2 separate regions of the Homo sapiens genome follow, and region 1 is linked to region 2. The links are chromatin loops, found by intact Hi-C in ENCODE. Cell type or tissue: B cell. All regions are shown on one strand.

The links. A loop is a pair of places that touch in the nucleus more often than their neighbours do. Peaks named below come from ENCODE experiments on the same cell type or tissue, not always from the same donor. Only the 100,000 strongest peaks of a DNase experiment are listed, where the experiment ranks them.
Region 1: it touches region 2 in a loop (11-fold over the local background); 35 of 110 quality-filtered maps call a loop at or near these places.

Annotation. Positions count from the first base shown.
Region 1 is chr3:112,326,043-112,328,542 of GRCh38, reverse strand. It overlaps LOC105374042 (a long non-coding RNA gene), which reads right to left. Exons shown (of 5, transcript NR_147411.1): 2 at 1,893-2,021; 3 at 849-932. Among named protein-coding and RNA genes, the nearest start is that of CD200, 5.9 kb to the left of the region's middle. In B cell, CTCF peaks have their summits at 784 and 983; a DNase peak (open chromatin) is centred at 972.
Region 2 is chr3:112,530,073-112,532,572 of GRCh38, reverse strand. It overlaps ATG3 (autophagy related 3), which reads left to right. Exons shown (of 12, transcript NM_022488.5): 12 at 1-63. Among named protein-coding and RNA genes, the nearest start is that of ATG3, 31 kb to the left of the region's middle. In B cell, CTCF peaks have their summits at 856 and 1,072 (motif pointing right); a DNase peak (open chromatin) is centred at 1,052; H3K27ac peaks cover 602 bases.

The DNA of each region.
Region 1 (2,500 bases), 200 kb after region 2:
CCTGTAATCCCAGCACTTTGGGAGGCCAAAGCAGGTGGATCACCTGAGGTCAGGAGTTCAAGACCAGCCTCAAAATATGATGAAACCCCTTCTCTACTAAAAAATAACAAAAATTAGCTGGGCGTGGTGGTGGACACCTGCAATCCTAGTGACTTGGGAGGCTGAGGCAGGAGAATCACTTGAACCCAGGAGGCGGAGGTTGCAGTGAGCCGAGATCTCACCATTGCACTCCAGCCTGGGCAACAAGAGTGAAACTCCGTCTCAAAAAAAAAGAAAATACAAAAAATTAGCTGGGCATGGTGGTGGGCACCTGTAATCCCAGCTACCTGGGAGGCTGAGGCAGGAGAATCACTTGAGCCCCAGAAGTGGAGGTTGCAGTGAGCTGAGATCGCAGCATTGCACTCCAGCTCTGGGTGACAGAGCAAGACTCCGTCTCAAAAAAAAAAAAAAAAATTTGCAAATATAAACAGCCAACCAGACATTACTTGAAGATGTAGACAAGAACTTTACAGAAGGGGAAACTTGAATGGCTAACAAATATATGAATACATGCTCATACTTATTAATAATCTGAAAAAATGCAAATCAAAGCAGTCATTCAATTGGTGATGATGGGAGGGGATCTGAATCAGGGAATAAATAGAAATATTCAAAGACATTAATATTAATATAACCTCATTAGAAACCAATAATTCATGAAATTTGATTATATATTTAACCAAATCATTGTTTTCATTTATTTCTAAAATAATTGTTGCTACCAAATGCATGATTTAATTTGGAAGGTTAAATCTTAAATTTGAAGTGTACAAAATAACAGTAACAAATTCACAAACCTTCCAATTTACCTGTATGTGAGAAGAGAATGGCTCATTGCATTCTCCATGTGAGGCTGTCTCAAATGAAGTATTGGTTCACACATACTCTGTGACCTAGAGATACAGCGACATTAATGTATCCATAAGAGGAATACAGCCCAAACACTCCCCCTCATGGCAGTACATTGTAAGAGTATGCTACGAGTAAAAAATTGGGAGATTCAGACTCAAATTCTCTTGAGATTGACCAAAGTATATTTTCAAATGCTTAGTTGGGCATAAAAATACTCCAATTACAGAACTTGCAGATTATTTCCACTCTATAATAGTGAGAGTCATAACCTATGATTTGTCCCCTTGGAGAGTCTATTCATTATACTCTAAAATTTAAACCACTGGTCCTTATATGTTCCATATATTTCAGATTCATATATAGAGATAATTAACCTATTCCTTTGGATGTAAAATAGGCGTTTCAAAATTAACATGTTCAAAATTGAACTCTGGATTCTCTTTCCATAGTTTATTCTTTCTCTGATCTTTCCCGTATTTGTAAAAGTTTTCTTCATCTAACACCAAAAAGCAAACAATCATCGGGACAATTCTTATATTTTGCTCTTTTACCACAGCTGTTCCTTCAGCAAATCTTGCTATCCTAAACTTGTCCTTAATCCCTCAGTCCCCTTTGCTGCTACTCTAGTCCAGGCCACCATCAACTCTCATCTTAACTACTGCAATAGTCTCTTTGAAAAATCTCCTTCCAGTCTCTACCTTTTTTTACCTCTCAATGAGCTTCCTCCCACCAGTTGTCTGTGGTCCATATTCTCTCGTGCAAAAACCTGTCCTCAGTAAAGACTCTTAAACTCAATTTACCATAAGTATTAATGATAACTAACAGCCTACCTTTGTAATATTCCAGAGTAAACTATCACTTTAAAAAAGATATACCCTTCACTGCGGGAATTACCAAGCATGTGGAAGAGTTTTTTCATAACAACTCTTTTCATGACGGATTTTGCCACAGCCCTTGGAATTTCTTTTTTTAATGATTGAAACTAACCCTGTTTCACTCACCCTCTTTTTCACAAACAGGTAACATCTTCTTTCTCAGAGTAATACAGAGGATAACGATGACAACACATGAAATAAATTAAAATGTTATGAGTGCACCTATAGGTAGACAAATAGAAGAACTAGATGTACCTGAAAAACACAAATCAGAAACGTTCTTTGTGACTATACTTCTTTTCTATACACTGTATTGCCCTCTTGATACCTTTAATCTGTAATGCTCTTTTGAGATGCCTTGCCTCTTTGACATTAAAATTAATACTATAATGAGATTTGCCATATTTTACTTTATTAAAAAAACTAACAAATATTCAAACTCCTACATGTTCTTCAAAGATATATAACATCTAATATAATCTTAACATTCTCAAGAATAAGAAAAAATAGGTAATCACCTAAATATTTATCACAGAAAAATGGTTAAGCAAAATATAATATAATGTAATAAATAATAAATTAATAAATAATTTTATTAAGAATTATATATAAATTTATAATTATATATATAAATAAGCTTAATAATAAAATATAATGTCACTTGCTGACTATATTACTAAAATGGAATTTCCAGAGTCTGGAATAAACTCAGAAAATAAATGTATAATAATAAT
Region 2 (2,500 bases):
CATTAAATAAAAATATGTTCCACTACCAGCCTTACTTGTTTAATAAAAATCAGTGCAAAGAGAGTTTTTCTTGTGTCTTATTAAAAGGTTATGATTTGATTTCCCCTAAGTAACAATAAGTGAAGACATCTGTCTTATATAGAATGATGACAGATTATTTTTGGTTTACATTTATGAGGAAGGTATTAAGTGTGTAATAGTCTCAAAACTAGGATTAGAAAATACTGTGTGCTAGTTTTCTCTCACCTTTTCCTGTTCTGCTAATAGTTAATATTTATGAAGCGCTTACTGTGTGCCATGAACTCTTTAAGTACTATTGTTTCCTAATTGTAGTGTTAAGTTGATATTGATATCACCAAAATTATTTTTTATTAAGGATTCGGGAATATTTATTGTGGTTGCCTGGTAGAATACTAGAATTTAAAGGGATAATAAGTTTATTCTGTCATGTCAGTTTATAGATCTTGGTATAGGAGTTTAGAAAGGCAAGTTTTCTGCTCTAGGATGCATACTGCAAGCCAAGGAGGAAAACCTAAGCCCTTTATTCCCTTTATACCACTACATGCTTCATCTTTGTTCTTTCAGTAGTCTGCACAAAGTGGAATGGCTAATCTTGTCCATAGTTTTGTTTTATTTTCTCCTCATCATTTAAGAATACCCTCCTTGCTTTCTTTATTTTCCTCCCTTTTCCAATCAATTATTGTATTGCAAGAAAATCTCCATAATGAAGATAATGATTTGGAGGTATTGTGTGTTTGATATGGTATAATATGGAGATAATAAACATGGACATCATCCTCTAATATACTTGAAAATATTCTGCTTGCTCATGTAGCCAGAAAGCTGCTCCCCTTTCTTAAATTGATGTTTTAAACCGATTTTACTGGAATGTTTTATTTTTGAGTATCTTTAAGTTACATGATCTCAAATATTAAATGTTATCACATTGTCAGCATTTTTCTCCCAGTTGTTTTATTTGTCAAAAGTATAGGCATCTTCAGTCCCTCAATTCATTTGTTGTTAAGTGGTCATATTTATCTCAGTCACCACTAGGTGGCATAAATAATTTTTTGGTCAAACCTTTTAAATTTCAGGATCTTTTTTACAACTGAAATATTTGTATGGTTATCCAGTGTATAAACAAAAGCTGGTATGTTGATGGTATAAATGTGTTTTTATGAGTTCAGATTTATAGCACTCATTGAAAACTGAGTTTTGATGAACAATAGATTTGTTTGGAAAAGCTTGAAATTCAGATTATGGATAATCTTACAAATTTTCACTTCGAGTTTATTTCTAATTTTAGTTTTATAGTCTTTTAAAACATCTGATTTACATACATAATAAATGGTATTAACTTTTTTAACTTTTAATTTTAAAATAATTTTATAAAGATTTATAGAACCGTTCCAAAGGTAGCACAAGAGTCCTGTATACTCCTCAGCTTTCTGTATGTTAATATTTTACTAAAAAATTAACACTGATTCTATCAACTACAGATTTTATTCACATTTCCTCAGTTTTCCCACTATTTTTTTTTCTATTTCATAATCTAAACTACGATACTATATTGCATTTAGTTGTCATATCTCTTTGTCTCTTCTAATCTGTGACAGTTTCTCTGTGTAAAGTCTTTCATGACTTTGATACTTTTGAAGAGTAATGGTCAGAAATTGTGTACAGTGCTCCTGAACTTACATTTGTTTGTTCGTTGTTTCCTCATTATTAGCCTGAGGTTATGAATTTTGGGGAAGCATACCACAGAAGTTACGTGTCTTTCCCTTTGTGTTATGCCTTTCTCATTGCATTTAGTACTACTAAGTCTGTAGTACTTAGTTAAGGTGGTGTCTGCTAGGTTTCTCTACTCTATATAGTTAATATTTATTCCTTTCCATTGTTAGAAGTGAGTCACTAAGTCTATAGAAGTTTGTAGCCACAAGGGAAAAGAATTAATCTTTGCTTTCTGGAGAAACCGAGAAACTGCCACAGCAGTAATCAGTAAATTTTGGGAGAGATATTTTGAGGTAATAAAAATATCCAGTTTCTCATTAAATTTCATTTAGTAATTTTAGCATTCATCAATGAATCTTGCCTGAAACAATTATTATTGTAGTGTTCTACTGATGTGCCTATTCTTTTGCTTATATCACCCCCCCCGCCTTTTTTTTTTGGAGACAGAATCTTGCTCTGTCACCCAGGCTGGAGTGCAGCGACGCGATCTCGGCTCACTGCAACGTCTGCCTCCCTGGTTCAAGTGATTCTCGTGCCTCAGCCTCACAAGTAACTGGGATTATACAGGCATGTGCAACCACGTCTGGCTAATTTTTGTATTTATAGTAGAGACAGGGTTTTGCCATTTTGGCTAGGCTGGTTTCGAACTCCTGGCCTCAAGTGATCTGTCTGCCTCAGCCTCCCAAAATGTTGGGATTACAAGCATGAGCCACCACGCCTGCCCTTCACCCCACCTTGATTAGCGTGGTAAACCTTGAAATAGAGTAGT